Linked DNA regions of Homo sapiens: all the other regions are linked to region 1. Evidence: chromatin contacts called from ENCODE Hi-C or POLR2A ChIA-PET data. All regions are on one chromosome and are shown on one strand. Each heading gives the region's core, a stretch centred on a gene start or an enhancer-like site at or near the end of the contact. The rest is flanking DNA. Distances are from core to core; before and after follow the strand shown.

The links. Hi-C counts contacts between places; a loop is a spot of excess contacts on that map. ChIA-PET counts read pairs that join two places held with the same protein, here RNA polymerase II (POLR2A). Pooled maps may share reads with other maps.
Region 2: a map of naive thymus-derived CD4-positive, alpha-beta T cell shows a loop between it and region 1 (2.7-fold over the local background). The contact joins the promoter of POFUT4 here to the promoter of ANXA7 in region 1. A Hi-C loop is called at or near these places in 1 of 168 maps with a recorded cell type or tissue (naive thymus-derived CD4-positive, alpha-beta T cell), 3 of 37 single-sample maps with no recorded cell type and 12 of 50 pooled maps. POLR2A ChIA-PET finds 5 or more read pairs at or near these places in 2 of 52 experiments (PC-3 and activated naive CD4-positive, alpha-beta T cell).
Region 3: a loop to region 1 is called in a map of naive thymus-derived CD4-positive, alpha-beta T cell, with 4 times the contacts of the local background. The contact joins the promoter of CAMK2G here to the promoter of ANXA7 in region 1. A Hi-C loop is called at or near these places in 1 of 168 maps with a recorded cell type or tissue (naive thymus-derived CD4-positive, alpha-beta T cell), 1 of 37 single-sample maps with no recorded cell type and 7 of 50 pooled maps. POLR2A ChIA-PET finds 5 or more read pairs at or near these places in 1 of 52 experiments (naive thymus-derived CD8-positive, alpha-beta T cell).
Region 4: a pooled map shows a loop between it and region 1 (3-fold over the local background). The contact joins the promoter of NUDT13 here to the promoter of ANXA7 in region 1. A Hi-C loop is called at or near these places in 3 of 50 pooled maps. POLR2A ChIA-PET finds 5 or more read pairs at or near these places in 6 of 52 experiments (AG04449, MCF 10A, WTC11 and 3 more).

The regions. Positions count from the first base shown.
Region 1 is chr10:73,412,113-73,415,394 of GRCh38, forward strand. It overlaps ANXA7 (annexin A7), which reads right to left and starts at 1,946. Exons shown (of 13, transcript NM_001156.5): 1 at 1,900-1,946. RefSeq lists enhancers at 960-1,079, 1,090-1,169 and a silencer at 1,570-2,129.
Region 2 is chr10:73,771,009-73,774,570 of GRCh38, forward strand. POFUT4 (protein O-fucosyltransferase 4) reads left to right here and starts at 1,268. Exons shown (of 3, transcript NM_173540.3): 1 at 1,268-2,033; 2 at 2,182-2,807. The coding sequence starts at 1,326. It overlaps SEC24C (SEC24 homolog C, COPII component), which reads left to right. Exons shown (of 23, transcript NM_198597.3): 23 at 1-1,153. The coding sequence ends at 87. RefSeq lists enhancers at 990-1,169, 1,760-1,869, 2,155-2,685, 2,530-2,579 and a silencer at 1,500-1,549.
Region 3 is chr10:73,872,504-73,876,071 of GRCh38, forward strand. It overlaps CAMK2G (calcium/calmodulin dependent protein kinase II gamma), which reads right to left and starts at 2,052. Exons shown (of 23, transcript NM_001367534.1): 1 at 1,894-2,052; 2 at 486-580. The coding sequence starts at 1,958. RefSeq lists silencers at 1,445-1,504, 1,765-1,934, 1,995-2,154, 2,165-2,444 and an enhancer at 2,665-2,774.
Region 4 is chr10:73,108,898-73,112,475 of GRCh38, forward strand. NUDT13 (nudix hydrolase 13) reads left to right here and starts at 1,558. Exons shown (of 9, transcript NM_015901.6): 1 at 1,558-1,670.

The DNA of each region.
Region 1 (3,282 bases), core at 696-3,195:
TGCAACCTCCGCCTCCGGGGTTCAAGAGATTCTTGTGCCTCAACCTCCTGAGTAGCTGGGACTACAGGCGCCTGCCACCACGCCCGGCTAATTTTTGTATTTTTAGTAGAGACGGGGTTTCACCGTGTTAGTCAGGATGGTCTCGATCTCCTGACCTCGTGATCCTCCCGCCTAGGCCTCCCAAAGTGCTGGGATTACAGGCGACAGCCACTGCGCCCGGCCGAGACTTACTTTTCAATGTACTTTAGCCCTTTTAGAATTGTACATATATCATTTATTCAAGAGGCAGATTTTAAACGTTTTTGTAAAAAGCTAAATAACACCCAGAGTGACTCAAAAAATTTCTCAACTTTGCCCAAGTGAATAGTAAGTCTAGAGTTTTTTGGGTTTTTTTTTTTTTTGTGACAGAGTTTCTCTCTGCCGCCCAGGCTGGAGTGCAGTGGCGATCTTGGCTCACTGCAACCTCTGCCTCCCGGGTTCAAGCGACTCTCCTGCCTCAGCCTCCAGAGTAGCTGGGATTACAGGCGCGCGCCACCACGCCCAGCTAATTTTTGTATTTTTAAGTAGAGACGGGGTTTCACCGTGTTGGTCAAGCTGGTCTCAAACTCCTCCTGACCTCGTGAATCTCTCGCCTCGGCCTCCCAAAGTGCTAGGATTACAGGAGTGAGCCACCGCGCTCGGGCTTTTTTTTTTTTTTTTTTAAACATTCTCTGTTAGCAATCACTTTTAAAAGACTAGAAAATCATTTTTGGTTTTCCAAACCACCTCCACCCAGTGAGTCAGTTAGTAAAAGGGCTGGGTCTCACCGTTTCTCATTGATGGCATGAAGCCCAGGAACCCAAGAGGCAGCTGTTGCAAATTTATGGGGGAAAAAATACACGAAACAGGAAGGGTGACTGAAGATACGCGCAACAGCGAATACAATTTTGCAAAACCGGCTTCTAGGTATGGTAGGATCATTTAAATCCGTCAGTGATGTGGAGAAAGAACATGGAGGCATGGCTAGTCCTCTGCACGGACAGGTAGGTAGCCAACCACCAGTGAGGACTGAAAGACAGTCCTCACTGAAAAGGACTGAAAGTTTGCAGTGGCCAAAATTATCTCTTTTACCTATTCAGTGCTTGAAACTCTTTCCTTGCCTGGAAGGTAACTCATTACACTCATCATCTAATTCGGACACATTTAGCAGATTAGCTGGCCATCAGCTGGCAAAAATCAGGGCGTTTACGGCAGTCGGAAGACAACAGCGTCATGTCTGTCACTTTACGGTGGACATCAGCCATCTACCTCTGCACCTTGGTTTCCTTGCGCAGTGTTTGCACAGGATGAGCTAATTTCAACACAGATTTGCTGCTGGTCGGGGAACAGCAATCAAATCTGGAATGCTATTCTAGAATAGCTTCCAAGAACTGTAAACGAGAACCAGTGTACGACCTTGGCCTGGCGCATTCTGTCCTACGGTTCACTAAACACAGTAAAAATTTCCCCAAGTTTCCCTAAATTCGCTGTGTCACCGGAAAGTACAGCCACTACCAGCCAGACGGCTTTCAGCACTGCCCGTGCGTTTCCCTACTCAGCCTCCCGCGAGGCAGCTGGGCCACGCTCCGGCCTCAGCCCCTCCACCTGCCCGAGGGCGGGGCGCCACTGGTCCCTGGGATTTCCAAACGGACGGAAGGGCTTCCCGTAAGCCAGGCCGGCCGCCTCACCCACGCCACCCCAACACACCCCGGCCGGCAGCCCGGCTACGAGACGCGCAAACCGAGTCGCCGCCATCCGGGAGGCCCACACTGCCCTCCAGCCGCGCCCCACTAGCACCGGGACAGCAGCGCCCAGAGCTGGCCGAGGGCAAGACCACCGAGGCAGACGAGGTGGGAAAGGGAGGGGGGCGCCGCTCCTCACCTGACCCCAGCAGCAGCGTCACAGCCCAACCCGGTCTCCCGCAAGATGGAGCCGGGGGCGGGCCCAGGGTGGGCGGGGCGTCTCGCGAGCCCGTTAGGATCGCGGCTGCAGCCGGGAACACCCCCGGAGCCGGAGAGGGCGCTGCGGGGAGCGGGCTGTCCCTCAGTCCCGCCCCTAGGCGCCACCTGAGGGAAAAAGACTCTCCCTTCGGGTGGCCCAGCGGATTTTTAATCACATTTATCTGTCGCAAGGACCCTGCACCAATCCCTTTTAAGGCTGCCTCAAGTCACCTAGGAAGTTGCAGCAGTCCTGGGGGTATCCGGGGCCCCTTCAGTGGCGGGCGGTAGAGAAGGGCTGAGACTGGGAGGCTGGTGCAGCCTCCCCGCCTCTGAAATACCGTCCTCCAGGTATTTTCTGGGGACAAAGACGGCGTTTTTTGTTAGCCTCCTGTGAAAGTAATATTTGTGGGAAATCTTAGTTGGAACTGTAGATGAACTAATCAAAATCACTCCCGAAAGGAGTTGTTAGGTGATTTTAGGCTCCCCTCGTGGCTACAGCATTGAACACACATTAGCATTAAACATTTGAGGCAATTACGAGGGCTCAGATCAATATTTTAAACTCGTTAAGGAATTTATATTACAGAGAAAACCAATCAGCTACCTTTTAGAGTGGTAAAAGGTAGCTTCTGGGTGTGGTCCCCCGAACAGCAGCATCACCTGGAAACGTGTTAGTAACGCAGATTATTGAACTCCACCTTAGACCTACTGAATCAAACTCCCCGGGTGGTGCCCAGCAACCTGTTTTAACAAGCCTTCCAGGTGGTTCTGATGCACACTAAAGTTTGCACATCTGATGCACATCAACTTACTTATTCCTCTACACACTTTTCTACCCAAAAGCTTCCTCATGGGGGTGGAATAGAGTGGATTACGATTTTAAATGGGAAGAGCAAGCAAAATATACGTGGCTTCCAAATAGGTGTGTGGAGTGAAAAGTATTTGAGGCAGGTCATTGCCTCATTTAACAATGGTAGACAAAATGCACAACTCTCTAGGTGACCAGCATTAATTCCCCGGCGCCCAACAGTCTGTCTACCTGGAAAATAACAGGACTTTCTGTCCTACCTACCCCAGAGACCTCCAGGATTTAAGCCTTCCCTGAGAAGCCTACTCTGTTCATTCTAGAGTTCCCTTTGTGAGCTCGTTCCAAACCCTCCCTCTGCCTTAAATACCACCATAACAGGGTATTTGCCAAACCTCTTATTTCCAGCCCACTTTCCTGAGCTGCAGGAATAGTCCAATAGTCTACTACGACATTTGCCATTTCATCCTTTCAATTCATCCTTTCTTCCTGGCATAAAAGGCGTTACAGGATCGGAGA
Region 2 (3,562 bases), core at 18-2,517, 360 kb after region 1:
GTGGAAGACAAGAGTCTGAGTGGGGGAGCATCTTATGTGGACTTTCTCTGTCATATGCACAAGGAGATTCGGCAGCTACTGAGCTAAAGCAAGTGGGTAAATGGCATAGGGCCCAGGCTAGCTTCCAGAAAGCACCCCAGGATGTCAGAGAAATTGGGACAGTAACATATCTTATGTAAGCTGACCTCAGTCTCTCTGGGGGGAGGGGGAGATATAAGGAGACACCTTCTTTCTGGGCTCAAGTATCCTGCCACTCTGTCATGTCCTGCTGATGGAAGGTGCCCCTGTTCCCTCATTCTACCCTCTTTTTCCTGCTAATCCTGTCATAATGAATGTAGCTTCTCAGTTCACTGTATATGATTCGGTATTGGGGGTTTGGAGGCACCCAGACCCTGGCAATATTATGTGTCCCTTTGGACCAGTCTCCCAAGAGGAGAGGGGCAGGCAGGAAAGAGTGGGGATCCTAAGGTTACTACAGGGGGCTCAGTGTCATCCACAACTTCCTATATTAGGGATAAAACATATAGGTGCACAAGAGCTGGGGTATAGCCCATAGGTGGTGGAGAGAAAAGTGGTCAGTCCTTCTTGGGCCTGGAGGTTAGCAGTCAAGTTTCTCTGCTTTCACTGCTCGCTCGCTCTCTCCTGCAATGATTGATGATCACTCCGTGGATAGAGAGGCACACTGTCAGAGGTGACCGGAGAACTGAGTTGCAAAATATATTAAGATCTGGTAGAGGTACCAGCTTCCTTTCCAGCTGGAGAGGCCCCAACACTGGATGGTTCTGTAGGGAGCCTAGGGAGCCTGGTCATCAACTTGCAATACCTCACAGAGCCAGTTCACATCCCACTCTGAGCTCCCACGAGAAACACTGCTTCTCCAGGCCCGGGGTTGTTGGGGAGAGAGGCAGAGGCAGCTGGAGCGCCGTTCTCTCCTGCTGGGACACCGCTTGGGCTTTGGTATTGACTGAGTGGCTGACAGTTATCTTCCAACCCCAACTGGCTTGGGGGCAGGACAAGGGCTAGGCTTGATGGTGGCCAGGCTTGCCTGCTCCCCACCTGGGATGCCCCTGCTCTGGACCTCTCATTTCTCTTCATTGGTTTATTTTTCAATGCATCTTTAATTTGTAAAGAAATAAAATAAATTAAGATGTAACCATTAGCCTCATCTTTACTCCCGAAAGCTCACTTTGCTTTTAGTCCTGGCCGTCGGCTGAGCGAGCTGCGCATGCGCCACGTGCCCCCGTGGCGTAGGGCCTCGTCCGGTCACGACTATCCGCTGGGCGGGGTCGGTGCTGGCCGAGGGGGCGCCGGCTGCCGGAGTGGACATGGCGGCCGGCCCCATTAGGGTGGTGTTGGTCCTTCTAGGGGTGCTCAGTGTCTGTGCAGCCAGCGGCCATGGGTCCGTAGCGGAGAGGGAGGCCGGCGGGGAGGCGGAGTGGGCGGAACCGTGGGATGGCGCGGTTTTCCGGCCGCCCTCGGCGCTGGGCGCAGTGGGGGTGACGCGCAGCTCTGGGACGCCGCGGCCAGGGAGGGAGGAGGCGGGGGACTTGCCGGTACTGCTGTGGTGGAGCCCAGGGCTATTCCCCCACTTCCCGGGAGACTCGGAGCGCATCGAGTGTGCGCGCGGCGCGTGCGTGGCGTCCCGGAACCGCCGAGCGCTGAGGGACTCGCGGACGCGCGCGCTGCTCTTCTACGGCACAGACTTCCGCGCGTCGGCCGCCCCGCTGCCGCGCCTGGCGCACCAGAGCTGGGCGCTCCTCCACGAGGAGTCGCCCCTCAACAACTTCTTGCTGAGCCACGGCCCGGGCATCCGCCTCTTCAATCTTACCTCCACCTTCAGTCGCCACTCGGATTACCCGCTGTCGCTGCAGTGGCTGCCCGGGACCGCCTATCTGCGCCGCCCGGTGCCTCCGCCCATGGAACGCGCGGAGTGGCGCCGCCGCGGCTACGCGCCGCTGCTCTATCTGCAGTCACACTGCGACGTGCCAGCGGACCGGGACCGCTACGTGCGCGAGCTCATGCGCCACATCCCGGTGAGTGAGGGCGGGCCGGAGGGAAGGAAAAGGAGAGGGCGGGTTGAGGCCAGGACTCCAGGTGTCCAGGACTCCAGGTGTCCAGGACTCCAGGTGTCCAGGCCTCCAGGGCCGCACCCTCATGACAGCCTTACTGTACCCGGTCTAGGTAGACTCCTACGGGAAATGCCTGCAGAATCGGGAGCTGCCTACCGCGCGGCTACAGGACACAGCCACGGCCACCACCGAGGATCCAGAGCTCTTGGCTTTCTTGTCCCGCTATAAGTTCCACTTGGCCCTGGAAAATGCCATCTGTAACGACTACATGACAGAAAAACTGTGGCGTCCCATGCACCTGGGCGCTGTGCCCGTGTACCGCGGTTCTCCCTCTGTGAGGGACTGGATGCCGAACAATCACTCCGTCATCCTGATTGATGATTTTGAGTCTCCTCAGAAGCTGGCAGAGTTTATTGACTTTCTGGACAAGAATGATGAGGAGTATATGAAATACCTGGCATACAAGCAACCTGGGGGCATCACCAACCAATTTCTTCTGGATAGTCTGAAGCATCGGGAGTGGGGAGTGAATGATCCTTTGCTGCCTAACTACCTCAACGGCTTCGAGTGTTTCGTCTGTGACTACGAACTGGCTCGGCTGGATGCCGAGAAAGCCCACGCGGCCTCTCCCGGGGACAGCCCCGTCTTTGAGCCCCACATTGCCCAGCCCTCACACATGGACTGCCCAGTGCCCACACCTGGCTTTGGCAATGTGGAAGAGATTCCTGAGAATGACAGGTAAGAGTGCTGGGGTCCCCTGCAGCTATCAAATCATTTACTTACTTGCTTACTGTGGGCAATTAAGTAGCACTAGGTGCTGAGCAGGTGCAGGAGGAAATTATCACATGGGCTCATTCTGTATTTAAGGTGTCAACAGTCTAGTTGGGGGGATAAGACAAGCTGAAAAAGCTGAATAGATGTAAAATATAATTCAAGGCAACGTATGAAAATCAGCTTATGTGAACAATGTTTCCAGTAGTGGTTCAAAAAGATTGAACCAGAGTACAGGGCCTGTGCAGACAGGGGAGAGAGAAAATGGGGCAAATAAATAGGGACAAGGCTATAAATATCATTAATACCAGGTTCAGGAGTTTGCACTGCACTAAAAATCAACTCAGCTATTTGAGCACCTTTTATAGAGTGGAAATGGGGTTGGGCAGTAGAGAAGAGCACTTTTAGAGAGGCTTTTCTGCAGTAGTCAGGGGTTACACCTGTTAACCAGCCATAATTTTTTTTTTTAAGCGGCTGTGCTGAGGATGAGCCCCATGTAGTTGGTGCAGGTGGGGACACACTGCCTGTGTAACTAGAAAAACTAGGCATGGCCGGGCACGGTGGCTCACACCTGTAATCCCAGCACTTTGGGAGGTCAAGGGGGGAGGAACACTTGAGGCCAGAGACAATATAATATATAATATAATATATTGACCAGCCTGGACAATATAATAAGAGCCTCTCTGTACAATTTAAAAACTAAAAGCCTGGGGTGGTGGCAC
Region 3 (3,568 bases), core at 802-3,301, 460 kb after region 1:
GATTCCCTTCCCTTGGGAGTCTGTTCTGCCGCCTGGTGGGCAGGGGAGGCTGGCTTTGTCAGAGCTGCTCACTTACTGCATTTCCATCCTAAGTCACCACTGGGGCACAGGGACCAGGAAAGGCCTGCAGTAGCCACCACTGCCCCAAAGGGAGAGGCTCCAAATGCCCCAAATTAAGAGCTCCCCATTCTGTACCACCCACTACCCCCATATCCTCCACCTCCCTGAAGACCGAACTCCCTTGAGCCTTTGGGGGCCACTGCAGCTACTTGCATCTCTTCCTTCATTCTTTTGTACCTGGGCGCTTCCAGTCCCCCATGCAACTCCTTTTCTGGCTTCAGCCTGACACAAAGTCCAACCAGTCTGAAATTCCAACTCCTCTCCAAGTGCTAAAACGCACAACCCCCAATTCCTGGGGCTTCCTCAAAAGAAACCATGGCCCCTGGAGGCACCCTCAGGAAGAGGTCAAGACAGGGAACACTCACCCCGGGCAGACAACTTCTTGGTATTGATGATTTTTGCTGCGTACTCCTGCGTGGAGGTTTTCTTCACACACCTGCGGACCACAGAGAAAGCACCCCTGGAGGGAGAAGGGGAAAAGAACTGGGACACGGAGCAGGGCAGAGTGACACAGACACACTTCAAGTCTGGGGACGATGATGCTCCCACCACCAGACCTCTAGTCACACTCACGTACATGCACACACACCGGCGCTGTGACCACCACCATCCAACATGAGGCAAAAGGACGCGGCCACCGCAGGACACTGAACAGATGTGGGTGGCGTGCCGCGCTCCCACCCCCTCATCCAGTCCCTGGGCAAGGCAACAGCCTCCACCTCAGGCTGCACATCAGGAGCGGGTGGGCGATGCTGAAAACACACACCTGCTGCATCTCAGACAGCCCTGCGGTCCCGGCCAAGAGAACCAGGGCAGAAGGGAGCAGAGAGACCCTGCCCTTCTCTCAGCAGGAACAGTTGAAGGTCGGGGAAGGAAAGATTAAAAAGAGGGTATCATCCCCTGAAAGAGAAATCTCCCTCAACCATGGGGCAAAGTGAGGCTCAAACCCCCCCACAGCCGGTTTCATCTCACTGCATCCCGGCTCAACTGACAGCAAGGGAAGAGAGGACACAGTCAGACATCAAGAACTCCCCTTCCCATGCTATTTTCCTTGACGTCCCCGTCAAACGGGAGCTCGCACTCTGAGCTCTGGAAACGTCTGGGGGGGCGGGCGGGGCGGGGGCTGCAGTGGCCGGGCTCGGCGCCGCGGGTGGGGGTGGGGGGCCGGGGCTGCTGCAGCGGCCAGCTCAGTGCGGAGGGGAGGGGGATGCTGAGGCTGCGGCGCGGCTCCCGGGACCACTGCAGGGGTGGGGGGAGGGGACGGGGGTGCCGCAGCACTGCCCAGCCGCGGGGCTGGGAGCCTGGAGCGGCACCCGCGGGGGGCGGGGCCGGGCGCCAAACAGCCCCCCCACGCCCGGGCTCCGCAGCAGAGCTAGGGCTGCAGGGCTGGGGAGGGTCCTGAGTGCGAGGCGCGTGGGACCTGGGTTCAGGGTGCGGAGTGAGCAACCGGGCAGCGTTGGGAGGTGGTCGGGAGGGGGGCGCCTGAAGGGTGCGGAGGGGCGGGGCTGGAGGGCACCCGGGAGCGGTCCGGGGTCTGCGGTGTCCGCGGCGGCGCGTGGGGAGCAGCGGCCCCGCCAGTTGCTGCAGGGCGCGGAGGGGGATGCGGGGCAGTGCGCGGGGGGCGCGGGGACCGAAGGCGGCGGGCGGGAAAGGCGGGGGTGGGGCGGCCGAGGGGGAGCCGCAGCGGCCGGTGCAGGGCCGGGGGGCGGGGCGAGAAGCCGCATAGCTCCCGGGCGGCAGGGCAGGCAGGGGACCGCGGCGGGCGGGCCGTACTTGCCAAGCTCCTCGAAGAGCTGGTAGTCGTCGGTGAAACGGGTGCAGGTGGCGGTGGTGGCCATGCTGGCGGGCGGGCGGACGCGGCGGTGCAGCCCGCGCCGACGTCGGTGCACAGTCACCGCCGCCCGGCCGAGGGAGCAAGAGGAGGAGACGGGGCTGAGCCCGGCAGCACCGCGAGACTTTACCGGGGAGAGCGAGGGAGGGAGGGACACCCCCGCGCCGCCCGCCCCGCCCCGCCCCCAGGCCCCGCCAGTCCCCCCCCCCGCCCGGCCCCCGGCCCGCCCCCGGGGAGGGGCCTCCCGCCGCCGGCCCCGCCCCGCCCCGGAGCCGCCCTCGCTGGGCCAGGCGCGCGGGGCAGCCGAGGGGAGGGGGTCCCCGCTCCGGGCCACCTGTCTGGGCAGACGGAGCTGGAAGGTTCGCGACTTATGGGCTTGTCCCGGGGCGGACCCCGCGCGGGCTCGGGAACGTGCATGCGAGGGTGCATGTGTTAGGAGTGTAGGAGTCTGGACCACTGACCTCTCTGGACGGGTCCTACACGCGGGTCCCGAGCCCCCAACCGGGCTCCTAGCACGTGGGGAGAGAGCCAAGGTCAAGGAGCCTGTGCCAGGCTGCACGCCCGGGAGGCGCCCCCAGCCTGCGCAGAGCCAGCTGCCAGCCGCCTTCCCTCTGGGAGCTGACAGTCTAGACTTGCGCAAGCACCAGGGCCATTATTAGAAAGAAACCCTTCAGGCGCGGGTTGATCAGGGAGACCAGGCCAGGGGCAAGGATACAGGTAGGACTCTGCCTTCCTGCACCATAACTGCAGAGATGAAAGAGTATTCTCTATCCGGCCAGAAATGAAAGGGGTGAAGTAGGAAGACTTGAAAAGGCTTTGTGCAGTGGGGGCTAGAAGAGAAAGTGGAAGAAAGGGGAAATCCCCATTTTCTTGCAAGGCACCCTCGTACTTTTATTTTCTGGCACCTACCACATTTTGTAGTGATGCATTGACTGGTATAAGGGGCAGTAGAGCTATCTCATAGCTGTCTAAGCGTGAACTTGCATCAAACTGCCTGGATTGGATTTCTAGGCAACTCACTGATCAGCTCTGTGACCTGGGGTAAGTCACTGAATCTTTTTTTTGAGACGGAGTCTTGCGCTGTTGCCCGGGCTGGAGTGCAGTGGTGCGATCTTGGCTCACTGCAGCCTCCACCTCCTGGGTTCAAGCGATTCTCCTGCCTCAGCCTCCCGAGTAGCTGGGATTATGGGCGCGCGCCACCACGCTCGGCTAATTTTTTTGTATTTTTAGTACAGACGGGGCTTCATTATGTTGTAGTAATGAAGTATGTATGTAGTACATACATGAAGTAATGAAGTATGTATGTAGTACAGAGGTGGCTTCATGAGCCACCTCGCCCGGCTGGGAACAATAATATTACCTACCTCATAGGCCTGTCAGCATTAAATGGTCTAAGGCACTTAGAATAGTACTTGGTGCCTAATTAGAACTACATTTGCTGGGCCGGGCGTGGTGGCTCATACCTGTAATCCCAGCACTTTGGGAGGCTGAGGCGGGTGGATCATGAGGTCAGGAGTTCGAGACCAGCCTGGCCAACATGGTGAAATCCTGTCTCTACTAAAAATACAAAAACTAGCTTCCCGCTGAATTGTAGGCTCCAATAAAGCGGGGCCTCTG
Region 4 (3,578 bases), core at 308-2,807, 300 kb before region 1:
TTTAAGACAGCCTGGTCAACATGGCGAAACCCTGGCTTTACTAAAAATACAAAAATTAGCCAGGCATGGTGGTGTGCACCTGTTATCCCAGCTGCTCGGGAGGCTGAAGCAGGAGAATCACTTGACTCCGGAGGAGGAGGTTTCAGTAAGCCAAGATTGTACGTACCACTGCTCTCCAACCTGAGCGACAGAGCAACTCCATCTCAAAAAAAAAAAAAGTGTCTTCTCTCATAGGCAAGTAACTTCAGTAGTAAAACGAGAAGAGAGCAGCACCAAAGTAGCTCTGCTGAGAGGTGAAGCCAGCTGGACTTCCTGGGTGGAGTGGGGACTTGGTGAACTTTTCTGTCTAGTTAGAGAATTGTAAATGCACCAATCAGCACACTGTAAAAATGCACCAATCAGCACTCTGTGTCCAGCTAAAGGATTGTAAACACACCAATCAGCACTCTGTAAAAATGCACCAATCAGCGCTCTGTGTCTAGGTAAAGGATTGTAAACGCACCAATCAGCACTCTGTTTCCAGCTAAAGGATTGTAAACACACCAATCAGCACTCTGTAAAAATGCACCAATCAGTGCTCTGTGTCTAGCTAAAGGATTGTAAACACACCAATCAGCACTCTGTGTCTAGCTAAAGGATTGTAAATGCACCAATCAGCACTGTGTCTAGCTAAAGGATTGTAAACGCACCAATCAGCACTCTGTAAAAACGCACCAATCAGCACTCTGTGTCTAGCTAAAGGATTGTAAATGCACAAATCAGCACTCTGTCAAATGGACCAATCAGCACTCCATAAAATGGACCAATCAGTGCTCTGTAAAATGGACCATTCAGCAGGATGTGGGCAGGGACAAATAAGGGAATAAAAGCTGGCACCCCCAACAGCAGCGGCAACCTACTCGGGTCCCCTTCCACGCTGTGGAAGCTTTGTTCTCTCGCTCTTCACAATAAATCTTGCTGCTGCTCACTCTTTGGGTTCGTGCCACCTTTAAGAGCTATAACACTCACCGAAAGCTCCACGGCTTCATTCTTGAAGTCAGCAAGACCAAGAACCCACTGGAAGGAACCAACTCCGGACACACTTCTAGGAGACTACTTCCAGTCAAATGGAATGCGCTTCCTCTGATCAAGAAATGAATCCTACCATAAGTTCAAACATATCTATACATACCTATACAGAGTCCCATCCTTTTAAATTGGAAGAACTTCATGAAATTTTAGAGCTAGTTCTAAAGTGTGCAGAGAGAGAACTAGAGATATACTAAGGTTAAAAGGTATTTGATTCCCACCCCTGCTTCATCCTCTCCCCAGCCTCATAATATATGCCTTCTGTGTATGAGGGTGGACTTAATGACTTTATCTTTTTTTAATTAAAAAATGGATCTAATACTAACCTACTTTCTCCAAGGATACAGTAGTTCTCTTGGTAATAAGATCTTAGATGTTCATGCTTTTGACAATCATGGTTAACTTGCAGCTGGAGAACACAGCAGCATGCCTGGGAACTGAACTACAATTCCCAGAGTGCATCTCTAGGAGGATTCTGGGAAGTGTGGCAGAAGCAGCAATGGTCCCTCCAGGGAACGGAAGCCGTTGAACGTGAACATTTGGAGTTTCCTCTTTTGTGCTGATTCCTGAGGACTAGGAAGGTGCCCCGAAAAGAATTCAGAGTGAGTACAGTGAAACAGAAACCTGCTCAGCTTCTAAGTGCAGGAAGGACTTCACAGGGAGGCATGATCAGAACTTGAAAAAAGGTCGTGGTCACAGCATTTTAACATTTTAGCTTAATCTCTTCCTTTTTGCAGAAACCAGGGATATAACCATAGTTTTGCCTCATAACTGTGGAGCTACATCAGTAACCACAGCTCATCATTTTCTGATACTTTTTTGGAGAGTCATTTAAAAATGGAACTTGCCAACCTCTCACATTGTGCCTTAATTTTTATTTTTTTTTAAAGGAGGGAAAATTATTTTTTAGAAAGCAAACTATAAAGCAGGTCAGTGAGACCTTCAAAGCTGTATTCCCGTGGTTCCTCAGTTTTCCATATTTCCCTGTCCCATGGAGGTCCACAGTCGTGGAGAAACGGACTCTAAACACAGGCGAAGTATCACTTGGTCGCCCAGGCTGGAGTGCAGTGACACGATCTCCACTCACTGCAAGCTCCGCCTCCTGGGTTCATGCCATTCTCCTGCCTCATACTCCCTAGTAGCTGGGACTACAGGCGCCCGCCACCACGCCCAGCCACTTTTTTTTGTATTTTTAACAGAGACGGGGTTTCACCGTGTTAGCCAGGATGGTCTCGATCTCCTGACCTCGTGATCCGCCCACCTCGGCCTCCCAAAGTGCTGGGATTACAGACGTGAGCCACCGCGCCCGGCCTAAAAAAAGGTCTCTTAAATACTAGGGAACCTGGCCTCTTCACGGTGGAAGTAACCACTAGATTCAAGATGGGCTTTTTTTGTTTTGTCTTGTTTTGTTTTGTTTTTTTGTTTTGAGACGGAGTCTCGCTCTGTCGCCCAGGCTGGAGTGCAGTGGCGCGATCTCGGCTCACTACAAGATGGGCTTTTTTGTCACGCTGTAGTACTTTATAATCTTTCTTCTGGAAAGATGAACAGGATAAGAAACGTGTGAATCATTTGTGTTGGGGAGTTCAAAGAAACTCTTAATGTTAAAGCACCTTGCCTCATCATTTAGTAGTTGGGTAAGACTGCTATTACCTTTCATCTCTATCAAACATTGTACTTTTAAAAACATAAATAGCTCTGTGACCATCAGCTCATGAGTCAGCAGCCATGATAATCTACAACTGGCTAAGGTTAATTTAGTAGCAGAAACTAGGCAAAACATCAGGCAGCAGTTCCCAAGGTCCAAGAAACTCACCAAATGAATTCCCTTTGGCTCATGGAATATGGTGAGGTGTTTTGGGGAACAGTGGCATGGAGGTAGCCTCATTAACCAGTTAGTCTCAGGAACTACTATTTTATTAGGCTTTTCTTTTGTCTTAAAAGGAATAAGTACACATGGCTAATTTTTTTTTCAGTACAGAAAAATGAACAAAATAAAAATTACAGGCACCTTTTTCAATATTTGTCTTCATCCCACTCCCCCAAATTAGTCACTCTTTAATAGTTTGGTATGTATACTTCTAGTCATTTGAAAAATATAAATAAGGCCGGGGGCAGTGGCTCTTGCCTGTAATCCCAGCACTTTGGGAGACCCAGGCAGGCAGATCACCTGAGAACAGGAGTTCGAGACCAGCCTGACCAACATGGAGAAACCCCATCTCTACTAAAAAAAATACAAAATTAGCTAGGCGTGGTGGCGTATGCCTGTAATCCCAACTACTCGAGAGGCTGAGGCAGGAGAATCGCTTGAACCCGGGAGGTGGAGGTTGCGGTGAGCCGAGATTGCGCCATTGCACTCCAGCCCGGGCAACAAGAGCGAAACTCCGTCTCAAAAAAAAATAGAAAGAAAAATATAATTAAATACATATAATTTATGTATATTGGTATGTCTGTGTCCTTTTTTTTATAAATAATTAGGTCATGTTAACCAACTGTTACCTGTTTTTTTCTCC